Linked DNA regions of Homo sapiens: region 2 is linked to region 1. Evidence: chromatin loops called from intact Hi-C (ENCODE). Cell type or tissue: heart left ventricle. All regions are shown on one strand. Each heading gives the region's core, and the rest is flanking DNA. Links, peaks and the distances in the headings are about the cores only.

What was found. A loop is a pair of places that touch in the nucleus more often than their neighbours do. Peaks named below come from ENCODE experiments on the same cell type or tissue, not always from the same donor. Only the 100,000 strongest peaks of a DNase experiment are listed, where the experiment ranks them.
Region 2: it touches region 1 in a loop (5-fold over the local background); 6 of 110 quality-filtered maps call a loop at or near these places.

What each region holds. Positions count from the first base shown.
Region 1 is chrX:136,028,753-136,035,618 of GRCh38, reverse strand. It overlaps SLC9A6 (solute carrier family 9 member A6), which reads right to left. Exons shown (of 18, transcript NM_001379110.1): 14 at 6,644-6,733; 15 at 5,457-5,487; 16 at 2,126-2,205. Among named protein-coding and RNA genes, the nearest start is that of SLC9A6, 47 kb to the right of the region's middle. In heart left ventricle, for the core only: no CTCF peak of the experiment used is centred there; no DNase peak of the experiment used is centred there; H3K27ac peaks cover 4,333 bases.
Region 2 is chrX:136,119,104-136,125,969 of GRCh38, reverse strand. No RefSeq gene overlaps it. Among named protein-coding and RNA genes, the nearest start is that of FHL1, 75 kb to the left of the region's middle. In heart left ventricle, for the core only: no CTCF peak of the experiment used is centred there; no DNase peak of the experiment used is centred there; H3K27ac peaks cover 548 bases.

The DNA of each region.
Region 1 (6,866 bases), core at 1,044-6,043:
AAAGCTAGAACCAACCCAAATATTTATTAACAGTAGACTGGTTACAAACAAAAATCCTGTAGTATATTCCTACTACAGAGCTCTACCCTACTACAGCAATAAAAAAAGAATGAATTGCTGTTACATGAAACAATAGGGATAAATTACACAGATGTCGAGTGAAAGAAGCAAGACAGAAACGAATACCTAATATATGAATCCATATATATAAAGATCAAAATCAGGTAAAACTAACCCATGTTGATGAAAGTCAGAATCATGGTTACCCCTTTGTGGAGGGGGATAGAGAATGTTCATTTGTATCTTTGTATGGGTGGGAGGCACACAGTTGTTGACACAGGTTGAAATTCATTAAGCTGTACACTTAAGATTCGTGTACTTTATTGTATTCAAGTTATAGCTCAATTATAACAAATCATTTGCCTACACAAATGAACTGAAATCTAAAATAATGAATATTTAATTATATCAGGGCACTAGGTATTAAAATGATCAGGTCTTCATTGAGTAGGACTTAATAGGGCAGTACTGAGTCAAACAAGCCTTGGTGTTTACTTCCATAAAATATACAGAAGAATAAGCTATTATTCTACGCTTTCTCAACATTAGGATCATTGAACTGTTTTATATATTATGTAGAAAATGTACAAAACATTTTATGCAGAAAACTCACTAAAAAATTATTGCTAAATTAGAGGGATGAAAAAGCCCCAAGAGATATGAGAGTGGCTTATATCCAAAACCCTGACAATGGAGCCAAAAGTAATGACATAATCTTTAAAAAATTTTAAGAGCCAGGCTCTCTTTCTCTAATGGGAGTCTTAATACCCCAGATATGCTTGCATTCTTGTTTCCATACAATAATTTAATTTTGAAGTACTTGCAAGCAGTGAATGCAAAAATTACCAAACAGAACATGGTAAGTAGTAGCTTCTAATCATTAAGTGTCAAGTGATTTTTCTTAAATATACAAGGCTTTCATCAGAAAGTTGAAAGCAAGGACAAATTTCTTACACGGTTGTCTCCAATTTGCTTCAATAGAACATAAACCAAGTTTTGAATCATTTACTGATAAATCAGAGCCTGAAAGAACTCCATGGCTGTTTTTGCTAGGTGAATTTTCAAATAAGAAATTAATTTTAATAATGATAAAATGTTTAAAAGGCATGATTTAAAGCAGTGGTCCCCAACTCTTTTGGCACCAGGGACCGGTTTTGTGGAAGACAATTTTTCCATGGACTGGGCTGGGAACAAAACAGTTTTGGGATAAAACTGTTCCACCTCACATCATCAGACATTAGATTCTCATAAGGAGTATGTAACCTAGATCCCTCGCAAGTGCAGTTCACAACAGGGTTCGGGCTCCTGTGAGAATCTAATGCTGCTCATCTGACAGGAGGCGGAGCTCAGGTGGTAATGTTCACTGGCCCATTGCTCACCTCCTGCTGTGTGGCCCGGTTCCCAACAGGCCACGGACCAGTACTGGTCCGCGGCCCGGGAGTTGGGGATCCCTGATTTAAAGAGGTTATAGAATATCAACACTACTCAAAGTACAGCTATGAAACAGACTTACAACAGGGCAAGAAGGAAATCTGGCAAACAAAAACATTAGCTATCTGTGGCATGCTGAACAGAGAGAATCTCCTAGTCTTTGGAAAGGTCAGGGGAAAAAAAAGTGTATTGCTGAACAGCGCAGTATTGAACATTATCGCATTTTGATTTCATTCTCATGCTTTTTCCCAAGCCTTTCCTCTCTTACCCTGCCAAGTACGCAGACAAGAACCAAGAAATACCTTCTGTGGGATTCACTAAATTAGCTAAAGGACAACAAATATTAAAGTTTGCTCAATAAATAAACCTATATATCAAAGAAAGTATGTCATTTGGGCTTTGGTTCCCTTTACACAGCCAGCTTCTGAAATGACCAGTCCCTACGGTTTCATGGGTTTGAAGAGGAATCTGTCTGTGTGGGTTTCCTTTTCCACAGCACTGATGGGGAAAGGGAAGATGAAAGGTAGGTTTTATATTCTGCTCCAGGAAGAGAATAGTCAAAACACTTGTTCCATTAAACTGTAATTATCTATGTCCACATTATCCTTTTTTTTTTTCCCTCAATTAAGGATACTTATGATCAAAGTTGTACCACATCCGGAAAAGCCAAGCACTCTCTGCTTTGGTAGTTCTCCTTTCATTTTCAGGAACACCCTGCAGATAGATAATACAGAAATCAATATCTATACAAAGATATGAACATTTATTTAGAGCCATTCCTTTGGAGAATCAGAAATAGAGGCTACTATATTATAAGACACTCTCCAACAAGGGTAACATTAGAAATTTAATAGTTTGTATATTGCAGCTTTGGAATAGGAAATTGAAATGTTTTTCTGAACACCTCTATTACTCAGGCTGCTTGCTAACTTACGAATCTACTCTCACTTAAAAAATCAATGTGGGGGCCGGGTGTGGTGGCTCATGCCTGTAATCCCAGCACTTTGGGAGGCCGAGGCAGGCAGATCACGAGATCAGGAGTTCGAGACCAGCCTGACCAACATGGTGAAACCCCGTTTCTACTAAAAATACAAAAATTAGCCAGGCGTGGTGGGGCCTGCCTGTAATCCCAGCTACTCAGGAGGCTGAGGCAGGAAGTTCACTTGAACCCGGGAGGTAGAGGTTGCAGTGAGCCGAGATCGTGCCACTGCACTCCAGACTCGGCGACAGAGCGAGACTCCATCTCAAAAAAAAGAAAAAAAATCAATGTGGTATAATTCATGTACTGAACCTGAAAGACTTAACTCTCAATGTAATAATAGCACCTTAGAAAATATCACATCAACATCCCTATATTTGGGAGTCGTCATGGATCTCGAAAATAACTAGCAACTTCAAAGTTGCTACTATGTTCTTGAAACACTAGCAAAATAAAAACAAGTAGGGAAATTCCATGGTAAGCCTGACCAGCTAGGAGGAGAAACTAACATAGCAAGTAGGCGTCTTCTAAAAGTTTCCAAAAATATAAACTGTGTCTTTATTTGTAATATGGTGCAGTCAGCAGTTGGGCAGTTAGGCAATCTGCTTCCAGTCCCAGCTTATTGACATTAAGTAGTTTAAGCAAGTCCCTTTCTCTCTCTGGGCCCGAATTTCTTCATGTATAAAAACATGATGAGGGTTAGAGAATTCTGAAGGCCCTTTCCAGTGCTCATGTTCTATGTTTCCATAATCTTCTTTTCTAAAAGCACAGAATTTAGGCCAGACACAGTGGCTCATGCCTGTAATCCCAACACTTTGGGAAGCCAAGGCGGGTATATCACTTGAGGTCAGGAGTTCGAGTCCAGCCTGACCAATATGGGGAAACCCCGTCTCTACTAAAAACACACAAAAAAATGAGCTGGGCGTGGTGGCAGGCACCTATAGTCTCAGCTACCTGGAAGGGTGAGGCAAGAGAATTGCTTGAATCTGGGAGGTGGAGGTTGCAGTGACCTGAGATCGTGCCACTGCACTCTAGCATGACCGACAGAGTGAAACTTCATCTCAGTAAGTAAGTAAATAAATAAATAAATAAATAAGCAAGCAAGCACAGAGTTTAGATTCTGGGTTTTGGCTTCTTCCTGTCCTTCCTAATGCTCAAAATAAATTTCTCTCTGCTTCAACGTGTCACGTGTCATGTATCAACTTATATATAACACAAAAATGTTTGGAAACACTGTATGGGCTTACGAAAGCTGAAGAACACCTGCAATTCCTTTCACATCATAGAAGTATCTTTCTGTGCCTCCACCTCTTGAAGAACAACATTTCACCACCCCTCACCACATGAACACCTGTATACCCCACCCCCACACACTCCATACTTAGTATAAGGTTCCTCTGTGCTTTCTCGTGGACATTCAAAATATTAAAGGAACAATATAACCAAGACAGCCACAGGGTTGTTTTTTTTTTATTTTGTTTTTGTTTTTCCAGACAGAGTCTCGCTCTGTTGCCCAGGCTGGAGTGCAGTGGCACGATCTCCTGCCTCAGTTTCCTGAGTAGCTGGGACTACAGGCACCCACCACCACGCCCAGCTAATTTCTGTATTTTTAGCAGAGACAGGGTTTCACCATGTTGGCCAGGCTGGTCTCGAATTCCTGACCTCGTGTGATCCACCCGCTTTGGCCTCCCAATATGCTGGGATTACAGGCGTGAGCCACCATGCCCGGCCCAGCCATAGGGTTTTGAAGGTATGGGAAAAAAAACGGTCCTTTGTTCTGTATGTCACGACTGGCACTCACCTACCTGGCTCTCTCCCTGTCACTCCTTTTCCATTTCTCCTCTGTGGTTACACAGGTGACACAGCTGGTGGAGACTTACACAGTGATCGAGCATTTGTCTTTTGAACTGCATGATTAACTTTATTCTTGTTTTCACACAGGGAGGAGGCACTGAGGAATTATCACCCCTTGGACACTACACCAGGAGCCCGGCATCATGGGAATTTATCCAGCTTGGTTTTTACAAGTATGTCAAGCCCATGGAATTCTACTTTAAGGCTCTGACCACAAGAGTCAAGTACTTACTATATCTCATACATACATTCACACTCATCACTCAACAGCTAACAAAATTAGCATTTAGGAAATGAATCTGAGAAATGTTTTTTTTAACCTCACCCTGAAGACAAATATACTGACTGTGGTTTGTTTCTGACAAGAAAAAAATTGTGTTTTGAAAGAGATGCTTTCCATGTTCAAAAATCTAATTTCTGTGATTTCTCATCTAACGTCTGATATGGAGACACATATTCAATGGTGCTCAGAAGCAATTGAAAAACAGATGGAAAATACCAGACAAGGGTAGTCAGTCTAGAGAGGGCAGTGAGTTACAATGCATTCAGTCCAACGGGCTCAAGTTCATAGCAACAACTGAGAAACTGACACAACAGAAGGAAGGAAGCAAGGAAACGTGGCCAAGGCTGAGGGGCAAGGTAAGAAAGTGCGTTTCCCTGAGCAGGCAGGGAAGACTGGTTGAAGATTCAAAAGCTTCTAGGCAGTTCTCTAGGGCAGCTGCTGGTCATTCGATTTGAAAGTTACACAGGAAGAGCAGCTGGAGTGGGGCTTACATCAGAGACAAGCCTTCATGCGCAAACCAAAGTGGAAAAAGCCTCCCCGTGCCAGAGGAGTCACTCGAAAACCCAGGAGTGCTTAAAAGACTGCTCTCCTCTGGGACAAAAGCCCAGGCAGGATGGCCCAGAGACATGAAAGCTGTCACCCTTGATAACCACACACTATGGCACTGTGGCAAACTTGGTTTTGTCTCTATGGAGCAGTGAGAAAAGCCAGGAATGATATCATTCCTCCAAAGCTGAGGCAAAGAGGACAGGATCTAAATAGAAGGTTGAAGTTTATAGTAGATTGTTTTCTTTCCAAATGACTGCACATTTGACAGAAATGCCAGGAACAACAAAAACGCATATTTACCAAGTGTTCTTGGTCTGAATCAACACCAACCCTAAAGGAGAAAGACAAAGAGCAAATGAGATTTTGAAGCCAAAAAATGGTCTATTCACACATATACATTGTCAGGCAACTACTTTTCTCAACACAGAAGCTATGGAATGGTTAATGTTTTCTTGCTTCTCTATAGCTGTTGATGCAGATTTTTGGCTCCTGCCACTTTCCTTAGCAACAGCTTGGATTCTAAGGCAAGCAGGGTGTACCCATGATTCTCTTCCTGCAATCTTACTTACCAGTTTCAGAAAAAAACAGCATTTTTTTTCTCTGAATATAGGTCCACTCGAAGCGGAATCAGGGAGAGCAGCACTGCCCCAGTTGCTAAATAAGAATTACTGGCTAGCTCCAAAAACAAGGATGGCACAGTGCAATTCACTTCGCAGCTCTCATGGCAACATTCTGTTACGATGACTGAAGAGAGGGCCCAATTACAGGTTTTTCATAGGCTAATGGATAGACATTAGCCTTGCTTCTTCACAACTCTTGTTTTATCTGTTTAAAATTCCTGCTTTCTGTATCCCAGGGAAAAGCTTCACTACAAAGTTCTCTGGCTCCTCTCTATTCCCTAAACACGGGCACTCACAAACTCTGTTCATTCCTCCTCTAAACGGTCTCTCAAGTCTTCTCTCCTTTCCATCCCAACTGCTCAAGGGCAGCCCTCATCCTGAGGCTCACGGGCTCTGTCGTGGAAGCTTTTCCAGCTGCCAGGCTCTCCCCGAGAGTCAGCTGTCGCCAGCATAGAGCTCGCTGTGTTACTCCCTTGACAAAGGACTCTGAGAGTGGCTTACAACCCAGAGGGTCAAGTCTGAAGTCTTTTGTGGGGCATTCAAGACTCTCTACAAACTAGCATCCCCACCCCACTCCAACCTACTTTTCCATCCTCATTTCCCATCATTCTCTTCTACATGCCCCATTCTAGCTATACCTGCCTGCTCATCTCCCCAAATCCATCCTCTCCTGTGCCTCCCATGCCTTTGCTCATGCTGTTCTCTCCAGCTGCAATGTGCTTTCCCTCATTTTTTAAGCGATTTTCAAGTTCCAAAGTAACCATTCTACGACCCCTTCAAGCAGAATCATTTTCTCCTCTGTGCATCTGCAGCACTTTCTACAGTCCTTTATTATGATACTTAGCACAGTAGAGTATAGTTATTTACCTGTCAGTCTCCCCAAAAAGACTGTGAGTTCCTTGAGGGTAAAGGCCATGTCTCAATTCATCTCTGTATCCCCAGAGTCTAGCACAGTACCTGACACACAATAGGTGCTCAAATGTTTATTGATTAAATTAACTACTACAGACAACACAGAAAAAATAGCAGTACTAGAAGCTGTAGCAGTAGCATCCCAGAACACAAATAACACTGAAGGGAGAAAATGATG
Region 2 (6,866 bases), core at 845-5,844, 91 kb before region 1:
CCAGGCTGGAGTGCAACGGCACAATCTCAGTTCACTGCAATCTCCGCCCCCTGGTTCAAACAATTCTCCTGCTTCAGCCTCCCAAGTAGCTGGGATTACAGGCGCCCGTCACCATGCCTGGCTATTTTTTTGTGTTTTTAGTAGAGAAGGAGTTTTGCCATGTTGGCTAGGCTGGTCTCGAACTCCTGACCTCAGGTGATCCACCCACCTCGGCCTCCCAAAGTGCTGGTAATTACAGGCGTGAGCCACCGCGCCTGGCCCACTGTATGTACATGTTTTAGAGATGTTGGATCATAACTTGCCATTGAGGTACATAATAATTATTTGGGGGCAATTTTTTTTCCCATAGATCAGCAAGATTCCCTTCTCCCTGCCACTTTGTATAGGTCAGTGAATGGAAGGTTCAGAACTCTAAGAGAGATTGTAGCCTAGAGGAGTTCTCGGCAGAACCCCTTTAACCTTCACTCAAGCTAATATTTAGTAATTATCAGATAATGATCCACACTGGTTTCTCTGACATCTCTTGGGAAGTTTCTGCCTTAACAGCTGAACTGTTTCAAAGGTCTGAGCAGATTCCAGAGGTGTGCACACACACATGCACATGCACGCGTGCAAACATGCATGCACACGCACAAACATGCATGCACACGCACGTGTGCACACATGCATGCACACGCACGTGTGCACACATGCATGCACACGCACGTGTGCACACACACACACACCCCATCCAGAACCCACAGTTCTCTGAGGGCCAGGCAATAGGCTTGTCCACAGCCAAATGCTGGGGCCTCACCTGCTCACTGCTGCTTCTCTCAGAGGAGACCTGTTTATATCTTGTATACTCAGGAGGATGGACGCCGTTGACACTAGTGACATCCAATGACAACTTCTTCCTCATTTGAGTCACTGAGTCAAAGACTTGCTCTCTTCTGCACAGAGGTGTTACAGAGTTCTCAAGACATCATGTAAGATGGAAACACTAAAGAGCTCCTGGTGCTTGCTTCCGTTGCCCTTGTTTTATCCTAAGGAAACTGTCTCTTGCAAATGAAGCATTCCTAAGCTTTGCCATTCCAGGTCCTCCTAGTGCCAGTCTGCTTCCAGAGGATTGCTTAGGGTCCCTGACCCAATTATCAACTAGTCAACGCATTAGTGTGTATTTACTTACTCCTATATGCCTAGCACTATGCAGTCTGCTGCGGAAGACTCAGAAGAAACACAGTTAGCCCTCCATATCTGTGGATTTTGCATCCGTGGATTCAACCAACCACGAATGGAAAATTTCTTTCTTTTTTTTTTTTTTTTAAGACAGGGTCTTGCTCTGTCGCCCAGGCTGGAGTGCAGTGGCATGATCTTAGCTCACTGCAACCTCCACCCAGACTCAAGTGATCCTCCTGTTAGTGGTAGAGGGTCTTGACCACAAGTTGTCCAGGTTCTTGGCATTTTGAACAAAGAATTGGACAAAACGCACAGCAAAGCAAGGAAAAAATGAAGCAACAAAAGAATGAAAGTAGGGATTTATTGAAAATGGAAGTACACTCCACAGTGTGGGAGCCAGCCAAGCAGTGGCTCAAGGGTCCAGATACAGAATCTTCTTGGGTTCGAATACCCCCTAGAGGTTTCCCATTGGCCACTTGGTGCTCACCTCATGTAAGCCTGTGATCAGAAGTGAAGTTACAAAGGTCACATTCCTGTACAAACGTCTGATTGGTTGCAAAAAGCAACCAATCAGAGATACTTTAAATTTCTCTTCTGCCCATGCGGAAAAGGTGAGGGTTTGCAAAGGGAGTCACTTCTGGTCCTTTTGTTACTTAGGCATGGAAAGTTAGGGTTTTCTTTTCAATTTAGTTCTAGGAAGTTGGCGTGAAACAGCCCTAGGTTTCCTGCCTCCAGACCCTATTCTCCTGCTGCACTCCCACCTCAGCTTCGTGAGTAACTGGGACCACAGGCAGGTGCCACCACTCCTGGCTAATTTTTGTATTTTTTGTAAGGGGGGGGGTTCCCTGTGTTGCCCAGGCTGCTTTCGAAGTCCTGAGCTCAAGCAATCTGCCTGCCTCAGCCTCCCAAAGTGCTGGGATTACAGATGTGAGCCAGCACATCTGGCAGAAAAATTCTTTAAAAACCTCACAGTAAAAGATAATAATACAACAAAAAAAATACAAAATTTAAAAATGCAATATAATAACCTTTTACATAACATTTGCATTGTAATAAGTGTGATAAGTAATCTAGAGATGATTTAAAGTATACGGCAGGATGTGCATAGGTGATATGTGAATACTGCAACATTTTCTATCAGGGATTATACCTGTGGATTTTGGTGTTCACCAGTGAGTGGTCCTGGAACCAATCTCCCATGGATATCAAGAGCGAGACAACTGTATAAGTCATGGCCAATATAAAGGAAACCCCTCCAAGGGCTCCTAATGCGGAATAAAATCTAAACCTATGTCCATGGCCTGCAAGGCCCTGCATGCCTGTCCCTTGCCCCCCTCCCCCATCTCAGCTCCTACCAATTAGCCTGTCCCTTCATTGAACACACGAAGCTTGTTTCCATTTCAGGGCCATTGTGCTTGTTTTCCTCTCAGCCTACATCACTCTTCCCCACACTTTGATATGGCTGGCTTCATAGACCCCAACCCCAGCTGTCACATTGTCCTGTTTTTACACCTTCGGAGTGCCTATAACTATCAGAAATGATCTTCTTTGTTTACTTATCATCTCATTCTCCCACTAGCATGTAAGTGGCGCAAGGAATTTTTGTCCCTTTTGTTCACTGTGCTATCCCAAGTGACCAGAACAGCACCTGGCAGCTAGTAAGTGTTGAAATAAATATTTAATGAATGAACAGATGATTAAGGACTAACTTAGTTGTGACCCAGATACATAAATAAATCATAGGGTTTGGAAGAAGAGGAGAGAAACAAAAGAAAGACAAGAAAGAAAATTTTAAAGAGGAGGTCAGATATAAACTGGGAGATAGATTGAAACGATGATGATTCAGAACACATTTTATTGTTTTTAGGTATAATCACTCTGATTTGCTGTGGCTCTTCCCTGGATCCTCCGTCAGTTCATTATATTTTAAAAGCCTAACTACATCAATGGGGATGCCATTCAAGCAAGAAAGTCCTTTGAAAATGTAGAATAATTAGCCCTCCTCTAACTTTATCTGTTTTATAAATAATACTCTTGGCATTATTAAGAAATTGACAACTAGGCCGGGCAAGGTGGCTTATGCCTATATTCCCAGCACTGAGAGGCTGAGGCAGATGGATGGCTTGAGCCCAGGAGTTTGCAACCAGCCTGGGTAACAGGGAGAAACGAAACCCTTTCGCCACACACACACACACACAAATTAGCCAGGCATAGTGGCACATGCCTGTAGTCCCAGCTACTCAGGAGGCTGAAGTGGGAGGATCACCAGAGCCTGGGGAGGTCGAGGCTGCAATGAGCTGTAACAGCACCACTGCACTCCAGCCTGGGCAACAGAGTGAGACCCTATCTCAAAATAAATGAATAAATGAATGAATAAATAAATACATAATAAATAAATAAATAAATAAATAAATAAATAAATAAATAAATATTAAAAAAAGAAAAGAAAAGAAATTGACAACTGATTAGCTGTTGACTAGCTTTGGGCAGTAATGATTTTTCCAAACCTCAGTCTCAAAACCTCAGAAGGGGATTACGTTAGCTCAGGAGTCACAGATGCAAAGGGGCCTCCCCCAGGGTCAGCAGGTCATGCAACTGATGGAAGTGAGCCTACAGGAGGACCCTGAGAAACTGGATGGAGTGCATATGCACCCAGTATGTGCCATGCTGCAGTGTAGCCCTGAGATGGCCAGGTTTACCCACTTTTTCAAGAAAAGGCAGAAATCCAGATTTTTATGACTTGTAAATGTTGGCAACTAATTTAAATAGTTTTAAAATACCACCAGGGCCAAGTAAAACATGCCTACAGGCTGAACTTGGCTCACAGACCCCTGTGCTGGATTTCTAAGGTCCTTTCCAACTTCTCAAATGCCTCCCGTCTATGAAATTTCTTTTTAAAAGTTGACACAACATCTGGGTAAACATTCTAAAACCCTGACTAGCATAAAAACCTTTTTTAAGATAAAAAATATTGTTTCAAGTAAAATAAATGTTCACTGTATACTTGATTTCTGGCCAATAACATACTAGATATTTTGATAAAGTTGTTTATTATTTAATTAGGCATAAAGCAAGGAGAACCAGCAATTCAAAGAGAGAGGACTATGCTAAGTGTGATGTCTTAAGGGAAAAATAGAGAAACGGAGGGACTGACTTCTCTAGGTGAGGAGTTGGTGTGAATTTATGTCTACTGCAAAAAACAAAACTCATCCAGAACATTAACTGCAGAGTCCAGATCTTGGTCCTTGAGAAAATTTTAATCTGATTGGATCTGATTTTCAGTTCATTAAAGAAAACAAGACATTTAATGCCAACACCCAAGAATTTTCCACGTTTTTTAGAGAAAGAACTATAATTATGGAAATAGCCAGTCACCCAAGGAGCATATTAAATACTTTAACTATTAGAAGACAGGTTTCTGGAACAACCAAAGTAAACAGTTTCACATTAACTTTTCTCAGATATGATAGTATTGGCTTAGAATTTTTATGATAATCTTAAATCCATTAGTGAGGTCAATTGTTTCCACATTACCAAAACATACTAATGTGATAATTTTTTAAAGCCTTGTTACTGTGCTGGACATTGTAAAACACAGGAAGCCCTGAAACAACAACCTAAAAATATATATTAACAACCTTTGATTTTAAACTTTGATTGATCATGGTGATTTTTTGTATCTTATTCAAAATGTTATAGTAACAATCTGAAAATAAAATTAAGAAAACACTTCAGTTTACAATAGTATCAAAAAGAGTAAATTACTTAGAAATAAATTTAACAAAAGAGATGCAAAACTTCTATTCTGAAAAGTACAAAACATCATGCAAAGAAACTAAAGAAGACCTAAATAAATGGAAACATGTTCCATGTTCATGGTGCAAAAGATTTAATATTGTTAAGATGCCAATATTCCCCAAGCTGATTCATAATTTAATACAATCCCTATCAAAATTCCAATAGCAGTTTTTGCAGAAATGGCAAAGCCAATCCTCAAATTCATTTGGAATTACGAGGGGCCCTGAATGGCCAAAACAATATTGAAAAAGAAAAATGAAGTTGGAGAACTCATACTTCCAAATATCAAAACTTACCACAAAGCTACAGTAATCAAAACAGTGTGCTATTGGAATAAGGATAGACATATAGAACAATGGAATAGAATTAAGAGTCAAAAAATGAACCAATAAGTCTATGATCAACTGATTTCAACATGGATGCCAAGTCCATTCAATGCGGAAAGAAAGAATAGCCTCTTCAACAAATTCTGGGATACCTGGATCTCCAAGTGCAAAAGGAATGAAGTACTGATACAAGCTACAACATGGGTGAACCTTGAAAACATTATGCTAAGCGAAAGAAGCCAGTCGTTAAAAACTTACATATTTATGGTTCCATTTATGTGAAATAACTAGGTAAGCTAATTTGTAGATACAGAAGATAGATTATTGTTTACCTAGGGCTAGAGAGTTGGTAGGAAATAGGGAATGCCTACTAATGGCTACAGAGTTTCTTTTGGGGTGATGGAAATGTTCAAAATTGATTTTGGTGATGGTTGCACAATTCTATGAATACTAAAAACCATTGAACTGTATGTTATTTATTTATTTATTTATTGAGGAGTCTCACTCTGTCACCCAGATTGGAGTACAGTAGCATGATCATAATTCACTGCAGCTTCAAACTCCTCAGCTCAAGCAATCCTCCCACCTCAGCCTCCCTTGTAGCTGGGGCCACCACAGGTGTGTACCACCATGCCTGGCTAATTTTGTTGATTTTTGTAGAGATGGAGTCTCACTATGTTGCCCAGGATAGTCTTGATCTCCTGGGCTCAAGTGATTCCCCACCTTGGCCTCCCAAAGTTCAGGGTGTCAGGCATGAGCCGCCACTCCTGGCCTAACTGTACCTTTTAAATGGGTGAATTGTCCGGTATTTGAATGATATCTCAATAAAGCTGTTAAAATGTGATGGTATTCTTCCACACTTACAGAAATGTAAGATGTATTTATTTCACAGGCATTGGTAGAGTACCTACTATATGCCATGCACTGTGCTAGGTGCCATTGGAGCCAAAACAAAATTTTATATCACTACTGTCTCAGAGTTTATAGTACGGTTCTGTGTATCAATAACTAGAACACATGGAAGAAAGCCAAGACTGAGCCCAAGGAGGCACCAAAAGTTATGATGAGAATAAAGTCAATTCTTAATGGAGGAAGTACCTTTTGGGGCTTTGGAGGGTAGCGGGACTTTGACAGGTACAGGTCAATGAGAAAGGCAATTCCAGCTGCGTGAGGTGGTTAGGGCAGGATGGTGTGGCAATGCACAGGAAGAGCAATGGAAGTGAGATGCACCTATTGTGTTTAGGAAGTGTCAAGTACCCTAGTTGGCCCGGAGGTAATAACTGAAGTGTAGTAACCCCCTAAAGCAGTGCAGGTAGGTTAGGCCGTATCCTAGAGGGCATAAAAAGTTTGGACTTATCTCACTAGGCAAGAGATAAATAGGAAGGCTTCTGAGCAGAGGAGTTACATGAGCAGAGCTGTGCTTTAGACAACACCCTCATCCCCTACCCTACCTTCACTCTCACCCTCGCCCTGAATCACATGGTGCTCACTATACATCTCCTCAAACGAGATATCTGAGCACGTGAATTTGAGAGGCTCATGACTTGAAGACACCAGGCACAGAAGAGGCTGAAATGCCAACAC